3 separate regions of the Homo sapiens genome follow, and regions 2 and 3 are each linked to region 1. A link is a contact called in ENCODE Hi-C or POLR2A ChIA-PET data. All regions are on one chromosome and are shown on one strand. The core of a region is the stretch at or near the end of the contact, and the rest is flanking DNA. Distances in the headings are between cores, read along the strand shown. Region 1 overlaps BCL2 (BCL2 apoptosis regulator). Region 2 has its middle 240 kb from the start of BCL2. Region 3 has its middle 270 kb from the start of BCL2.

What was found. A loop is a pair of places that touch in the nucleus more often than their neighbours do. ChIA-PET counts read pairs that join two places held with the same protein, here RNA polymerase II (POLR2A). Pooled maps may share reads with other maps.
Region 2: a pooled map shows a loop between it and region 1 (2.9-fold over the local background). The contact joins two enhancer-like sites. A Hi-C loop is called at or near these places in 2 of 50 pooled maps. POLR2A ChIA-PET finds 5 or more read pairs at or near these places in 2 of 52 experiments (PC-3 and T-cell).
Region 3: a pooled map shows a loop between it and region 1 (2.0-fold over the local background). The contact joins two enhancer-like sites. A Hi-C loop is called at or near these places in 1 of 50 pooled maps. POLR2A ChIA-PET finds 5 or more read pairs at or near these places in 2 of 52 experiments (H1 and activated CD4-positive, alpha-beta T cell).

Annotation. Positions count from the first base shown.
Region 1 is chr18:63,283,034-63,285,733 of GRCh38, reverse strand. The region is part of intron 2 of BCL2 (BCL2 apoptosis regulator); the gene reads left to right. Among named protein-coding and RNA genes, the nearest start is that of BCL2, 35 kb to the left of the region's middle. Within about 2 kb of position 1,378, at least 6 of the 41 ENCODE cell types and tissues checked have a DNase peak (open chromatin) inside an H3K27ac peak, as active enhancers do.
Region 2 is chr18:63,078,045-63,080,744 of GRCh38, reverse strand. No RefSeq gene overlaps it. Among named protein-coding and RNA genes, the nearest start is that of BCL2, 240 kb to the left of the region's middle. Within about 2 kb of position 1,349, at least 2 of the 41 ENCODE cell types and tissues checked have a DNase peak (open chromatin) inside an H3K27ac peak, as active enhancers do.
Region 3 is chr18:63,049,556-63,052,255 of GRCh38, reverse strand. No RefSeq gene overlaps it. Among named protein-coding and RNA genes, the nearest start is that of BCL2, 270 kb to the left of the region's middle. Within about 2 kb of position 1,420, at least 2 of the 41 ENCODE cell types and tissues checked have a DNase peak (open chromatin) inside an H3K27ac peak, as active enhancers do.

The DNA of each region.
Region 1 (2,700 bases), core at 129-2,628:
AAACGGTGCACCCTCTCCCGCTACACACTCAGAGATGAGAGATGAGCCTGTTTGTGAAACCAAACTCAGGATTCTGTTTTTGTGTAAGAACCGTACCACATGGCTGACATATGTTCAGTCCATGGCTGGCAGAAGCCTCCTGAACACATCCCCCATCCAGTACCTCCCCGGCAGTGACCCATCTCATATTTGCATATGTTCCCCTGTCACAAGATTGTGGGGAGGGTGCAGTTTGCAGCTGACTCCTTACCTAGCTACAGCTCCAACTAAGGGCGTGCATTCTTGGGGAGATGTTGGGAGCATCACAAGGTCCCCTTCCGTTCCCAGAACTCAGTTTCAGAGGTCAGCCAGAAAGAGAATTCCAGAGGTCAGCCAGAGAGAGAAGGTAGCAAGGACAGAGCCCCTACTGACATTTTTCTTCCCACCCATCCCATCTCCAGGGCAATGGTCTTCAGCAGGGAACAACGGGCCCTCATTCCCTGCCAGGGGAGCTGAGTACACACAAACTGCTGGATGGGCGAGAAGTTCCCCCAGTGATCTTTATTTTTCCGTTTAGAAAGAATCCTTATTCCAGCCCCTTCTCTCCAGCTGCTGCGTGTGAGCCTGTCTCTGTCTCTTGGGTGGTGCAGCTGCAGGTGAGCCAGCTGTGGGCGGCCCTGAAGGACAGCGAGGTAGGGAGCCTGGTTGTGAGGTCTCTGCTCCCTGGGGATGCTCTGCAGCCTTTTGCCTGCAGCAAGTCTGAAACCTTCCATGCCTGACTCCCCCTTTCCATTTTTTTCCTGGCGTCTGCCCTTGCTGGAGTGGAGCATGGTGGGAGCCAGCCCCTGGAGCCTTCCAGGATTCTCACAGTCTGTAGCCAGAGCTGTGTAGGCCTGACCTGGGCCCAGCGGGAGGAGGATTTTGAATAAAAACCAGTGGTTCCTCTCCGTCCAAACCCCCCACCCCTGGAATACATTGCAACCAAATATTTACTCAAGGTTCCCCCTTGCCATTTAAAAATAAGATGCTTCACCTACTAGCCTGGCGGTGTTCTCTGCTCTGAAATTTTATGCTCTTGAGTCATACATTTGAAGGTAGCTTTTTTTGGATTTAAAATTTCAAACTAATGAAGTTGTTTAAAGTACCCTGTCGAGTGCTGGGAGCTGCTTAAGCATTGCCACATAAGCACTGCAGAGGCTGGGTCTGGCGCATACATGCCAGGCAAAGTCTGCCTTGTTTCAAATAACCCCAGGAAGAGTCTCTCTACCTTTGGTGCAATTCAGATCTTAGGAATAGGACTTCTGGGGTCCCCTGTTTGGGGACTGTGCTTAGCACACACACTTGGGTCCTTGCATGAAAGCCTGCAAAAGTATACGTGACTTCCTCTCTTTTCTCCTCAACCACTGCACCCCTATTTTGGGGTATTCTTAGACTTCTTAGTGGGGAGGCAGAGGTGGTTGATGATGCGCTCCCAGTCAGTCCTGTCTACCTTCTTCTACCTCAAAGGGCTTCCATTAACATCATCCAGGAAGTGTTATAAATCCTGCCACCCAGGCCACATCTCAGACCAATTTAATAAAAATATCTGGGCTGGAGAGGGGAACCCAGGAATTAGTATTTTTTAAAGCTCCTCAGAAGTGCCCCCAGGCCAAGGCTGCCAGCACCATATCCATTCGTCAGCGCGCTCAGGGACACACTGGTACCCTGTGTGCTGACCTGCTGCAGTTAGAGTGACAAAAGCCGGATTTTGATTGTCCAGAAAAGTAAGGGTTCTTTGCTGTCGCTGTGGAGTCTCCAGTCAGATTTTCCATTGGAATAGGAAACAAACGCCAAGTTTATTTTAAAAGTGCTCTTGATCTACCTAAAACTAGGAAGCAGGAAGAATCCTCGGGGAGCAGTTGAGTCTCACATTTGAATGTGTCTTTGCTTCCTCTGAACCAAACTTCATGGTTTCATCCATTACCAAAGAGGCCCTGGTGACTTAGGAGGGATAGAATTGAACTGAAAATTCCGGGATCGCTGGAAAAGTGATTTAACCAGTTTTTCACCACATAGGGAAAGTTATTTGGTGAGATAACAGACCTCGAGGCCCTGCACTCTTCTGCGTGTGGTTCTGGGTTGGGATACGGTTCCCATGAGCAGAAGATCATTCCTGGCTGATTTTGTTCAGTGATTATTTGTTTAAAACTTTAAAAAGAAGAAGCGCAGATACAGTACATTTGTACTCAGCTAGCCACGCAAACATCTTTAGGCTAAGAATAATAAACAACTAAATTAGTGGTTTGTTTTATTACCAAACTGGTAGAGTTTCACAGGCAGGAAAAGACGGTACCTCCCAGGCTGGAGAAGGTTAAGTATTTTTGTCAAGGAAGATTAAAAACCCTAAAAGCTTTTGGTTGAATTTTACTGAAATCAGAACGTGAATCCATTTGAGAGCTAGCAACCAAAGACCCGTAGAGGTGACATGGAATGTTTTTAATTCTGAGAGATGGGCGTTTCAGAACTCGGAAAATGACATTTGTTTTGACATTTGGTATTTTTGTTGCCATACTTACTGCCTTTAGTTCTTAGTGGAAGTAGTTTGCTGCTCCTAATTACCCAAAAGGCAAGAAAAAAATAACTAGAAATTTTTCAAAAGAGGGGAAATAGGTCTTGAAAGTTTCATTAATTGCAAAATGAAATTAAATGGAGCATTCAATAGAAGTACTTCTCAGAACCAAT
Region 2 (2,700 bases), core at 100-2,599, 200 kb after region 1:
GTACTGCCTGCTTCATGGTCAAGGTTAACAAAGCACTACACATCAACCCCACATGGGCAGCATCACCAAGGACTCAAACTCCTCAGGACTGAAAACGTAGGTCTCTTTCTCAAGCAAAGAATTTCAACCAACTGAGATGCTGGAAAAAGACAAGGAAAGTTTGGAATAGAATGGACAGTTGGCCAATCAGTCTTATTCCTGCTACCAGCTGCAGCAGAGCAGACTGATATCTTCAGCAGTATTTCTCTGCATGCTGCTTATGTGTAAGAATTTCCTCCCTTTTCTAGTATAAATAGAAGTTACAATTTTTTCAAATGAAAAATCTGACTTCTGAGTGGATCACGTACAGAAACCTTCCTCTTTTCTTCAAACATGGATAAATATATTCATTTATTCACTGATGAACAAATATTTATTATTTGATAAATATGGTTCACTGTGCTGAGGGAATGACAGGGAACAAAACAGGCAAAGTCCTTGCCCTCATAGACACTGCCTTCTGGAAGAGGGAGGGAGACAGAACACAGTAAGTTGATCATATATCAGGTAATGATAAGAGCTAAGCAGAACAATGAAAGAGATTGAGGAGACAGAGCTTTAAGAGAGGGTGGTCAGGCGGGGATGTGCACTCATTTGTCTGAGAAACAGCATGGAACCTGTAAGACTGAGTAGAGTGTGTAACAGGGAGGGTGGTAGGAAATGCGATTAGAGAAGTAGTGATGGCCTGTCTCATGCAGGGCCTGTGGCTGTAGTAAGAATTCCATAAAACTAGTAAAACCTGGATGCCAAAACCAAACAAGGGGAAGATAAGAAAGGAAAATCACAAGCCAATCTCAATCACAGACATTATCAAAGTCTTAACATAATATTAGCAAACGAAATCCAGAGATCTATTTTTAAAAAATCATTTAGGATTTATCCCTAGAATGCAAGGATGGTTCAGGATGAAAAGATAATCAAATGATATTTACCACTTTAAAAGATTAAGAAAGAAGATCATATGATTGTTTCAATAGTTACAGATAAAGCATTTGATAAATTCAACACTAACTCATGATTTAAAAAAAAAAAACAACATAGTAAACTAGGATTAGAAGTGAATAAACTTCCTTAACCTGAGAAAGTATGTACAAAAAACATCCTTACAGAAGAATTGTTGGAAGCATGCCCTATAAAATCAAGAACGGGACAAAGATGTTCACTCTCAGTACTTCCATTCAACATTTTCCTGGAGGCTAGTAAGACAAGAGAAGACATAAAGATTGATGCACTGAATGGATGTGTCTGTGTCTGTATCAGCTTGGCATCATCACCACTTCCTCCTACAGTCTTCTCTGAATTGTGTAAGGTAGAAGCCTGAAACTGCATTTCCCAGCATCCCCTTCTCTGTATTACTCTGTGTTAAAGTTTGCAGTCCCATGAAATCTGATTGGTAGGGGAAGAGTTGAGGCTATCAGTCTCCAAATAAGGATGTAACCAGGTGTTGGGGCAGACCTGATATGCCCAGTGAATACTTGAGAACCACCTGCTTCATTGCTGCATGCTTAGACAGCTGATGGACGCTTCTCAAAGATTCTTAGGATTGCAGCTGTTTCCTGTTAAGAACCACCAATTTGGTGCATTGCAGTAATCTAATTGTACATCCAGTTTGGCATACAATAAGGACAAAAAGAATAGAACAAAATTTTTAAATATTGGTTTTGTTCTTGTGAAACTATTATATGTATTTTGTAGAATGAAACAAATATGTAATTATGCTAATGTCATTAGAAACCAGATTTTCAATGTGAGAGAAAAAGAGATCCAAATACAAACCAAAGAATAAAACCCTGTGATCTTAAATTTAAAATGGAAATTTGAGTATCCTATGATGATTTTTCTCTTTAAAAATTAATTTTTTAGGAAACATAAATGAAAAAATACCTAGAAGTGAAGTCACCTGGAAATAGAATGATCAACCCAGTATCACGGAGTACCCTTAAATATCCATCAGGGAAATGCAAATCAAACCACAACGAAATATCATTTCACAGCCACTAAGATGATTATAGTAAAAAAGACAAATATAGCAAGCATTGGTGAGGATGTTGAAAAATTAGAACCCTCTTACACTGACATGGTACAGTCATTCGGAAACAGTCTTCAGTTCCTCAAAAGCTTAAACATAAAGTTACCAAATGACCTAGCAATTCTACTCCTCATATATACTCACGCCAAATGAATCACATGTCCACAAAAACTTGCACACAAATGTTCATAGCAGCATTATTTATAATAGCCCAAACTGGAAACTACCCAAGTATGCATCAACTGATAACTGAGTAAGTAAAGTTGATTGTGATGATAGGTTGTACAACTGTATTAGTCCGTTTTCACACTGCTGATAAAGACATACCTGAGATGGGGTAACTTATTTAAAAAAAGAGGTTTAATTGACTCAAAATTCAACATAGCTGGGGGGACCTCACAATCATGGCGGAAGGTAAGGAGGAGCAAAGCCATATCTTACATGGTGGCAGGCAAACAGAATGAAAGCCAAGCGAAAAGATGGTTATAAACCATCTGATCTCATGAAACTTATTCACTACCACAAGAACAGTATGGGGAAAACTGCCCCTATGATTCAGTTATCTCCTACTGGGTCCCTCCCACAATACGTGAGAATTATGGGAGCTACAATTCAAGATGAGATATGAGTAG
Region 3 (2,700 bases), core at 171-2,670, 230 kb after region 1:
GTCATGAAACAGCCACAGTTCTGTGCTGGAGGATTTTCCAGATAATCCCAGAAGTGGGCTTACATTTCCTCAGTTCAAGTGGTATAACCAGCACCAACAGGACTCCAGCAGGATGAACACGCCTGATGACATCACTTTGTTGGTGTCAGCAGAGACTTGAGCTCAAATTGAGTGGTGTTGCTGCATCAGGAAAATAAACCAGTACTTACCGACTTGGAGAAGACAGATCTGTGAAAGTCTGAATCGCTTTTAGATCTTTGCAAACAGTTATTGCAAGCCTGGTATTTTTCAGATACCTAATAATATAGTAGTATTTTACATAATTGCCTTCCCTAACATTCGTAGAAAACTATAAATAGTCCTCTTAATGTGCACAGAAGTACTTATATTCCAGATGTTCCCATGGTGAAGGGACTTGAGCTATAATTTCCACCTATTTCAGAAGCACTGAGACAACCAAAACTTGACAAGCTCATTCTTTTCTTTTCCCTCCTACATATTCCCAGCCCCCATCCTCCAAGCCAGTGCTCGAGATAAGGCCGTCTCCCTTCCCAGTGGGGCTCAAGTGCATCTGCGGTGATTCCTGGCCTTTCTACTCCCTCTGAAACAAACTTCAAGAAAAACCCATCTTGGAAAAATGCTCTAGCCTTTGCTCGAGGAGAGGTGTATTTTGTGTGTCATATGTTGCTTGTTTCTGTTTTCTTTTTTTTTTTTAATTTTTATTTTTGCAGATGGAGTTTTGCTCTGCAGCCCAGGCTGGAGTGCATTGGCACAATCTTGGCTCACTGCAACCTCTGCTTCCTGGGTTCAAACAATTCACCTGCTTCAGCCTCCCAAGTAGCTGGGATTACAGGTGCATACCACCATGCCCAGCTAATTTTTGTGTTTTAGTAGAGATGGGGTTTCATCATGTTGACCAGGCTGGTCTTGAACTCCCGACCTCAAGTTATCCACCTGCCTCAGTCTCCCAAAGTGCTGGGATTACAGGCATGAGCCACCACGCTCGGCCCCTTGTTTCTGTTTTTAAAGGCTACTGGAGGTGGAGTGAGTGAAGGCTTCCTGCTGTTACTTGATTGAGGTTTCCTTTTCTTGACTACTGTGTTTTCACGCCTGCTTATAAAACTACTGACGTGTGAATCTAGCAAAAAGTTTTTCCTCCACAATGTGAATTAGAATATTGACTAATAATTATTTTGAATTTTTTTAGGTTGGATTAAAATTTGCACTACTATTCCAGAAAACTCATTGTCTACTAGAATCAGAACCATATTTTAGGCTGGGTGCAGTGGCTCACACCAGTAATCCCAGCACTTTAAGACGTTGAAGTGGGAGGATTGCTTGAGCCTAGGAGTTCAAGACCAGCAGGGGCAATATGACAAGACCTCATCTCTACAAAAAAAAAAAAAAAAAATTAGCCAGGGTGGCGGCGCATGCCTGTGGTCCCAGCTACTCAGGAAGCTGAGGTGGGGAGGATAGCTTGAGCCCAGGAGGTCGAGGCTGCAGTGAGCTATGATTGCACCACTGCACTCCAGCCTGGGCAACAGAGCAAGACCCTGTCTCAAAAAGAAAAAAAGAATATTTTAATCATGTTGGTCCTAACTTGCATTCTAAGTTTCATATTTAAAGGCACCATGCACCTGACTCTTCCCAACATTGAGCATGTGGTTGGAGAGGGTGCAGGTCTGGGGTAGGGGTGAAGGGAAGGGTCTGGAAGCCTCTGGTCCTCATTCATAAACCCTATAGAATAGAAAGGAGGGTTGCTTTGCTAACCTTCTGGGTGGTGGTAGGAACTCTTTCAGGCAAGAGGAACATCAGTATCAGGCAAGACTCCCAGGGAAGTTGGGGATCTGGGAGTATATTTTTGTTAATCCAACTCTTTGTACCTCTCCTCAAAAGTCTGTGGGCCTCCACAGGCGTAGGCACTCTAGAGTTGGGTTAATGCAAACAGATTTCCAGATCTGCAACTTCCTTGAGAATTTTGACAGATACTGACCTGCTGAGAACGGACCAGGTCTCCTTTGCCAACCTCCCATTCACAACTGCTCTTCTCCCTCCTTACAAAAGAAAAGTGCACCTCTTGTGGGTGCCCCAGAACATAAAGACTAGAGCATCAAGCCAAGGGCAATTTGACATATTGGTGTTTAATCAAAACATCATAAACTTGCAGTCACACATATTTCTGTTAAAGGAAAACATAGCTTCAGAGATGGAGTTTTTTAATCCAACTTAGATGCTCAGACTGTTTTAAACTGTTGTTTCTCCTCTTCTATCTCCTAAGTATTGACAGAGAACTTGCCACCAGAGAGAAAGCAAGCAAGGAGAGAAACTCACATGCAGTGGGTGGCAAGTCTGTAAGCTTTATCCCACAGCACTCTTTGAAGTGAGATACTGTCTCAGAGACACATCTTAACACATTCACTTGAATTGAGGAATGAGGGCGGATTGTTTCTAACAGAAAGCCTCAGTAATTTCACTGATTGGTTAGACAATGAGGATTGACTTTATCAATTTGTTCATAGGATGACAGACATTTTCCATAAATTAAATGAACTAAATTAGCAGCTCCAATGTCTCAAATAAAATAGATGTAAAGCCCTTGATAAGGTAAAAGCATTTTATCAAAAATAGTCTATTGGCAAAGGCATATTGAAATTAACAGTATTTAGATTTCCCTAACACTTTCTGGTAACAGTGGGTGAA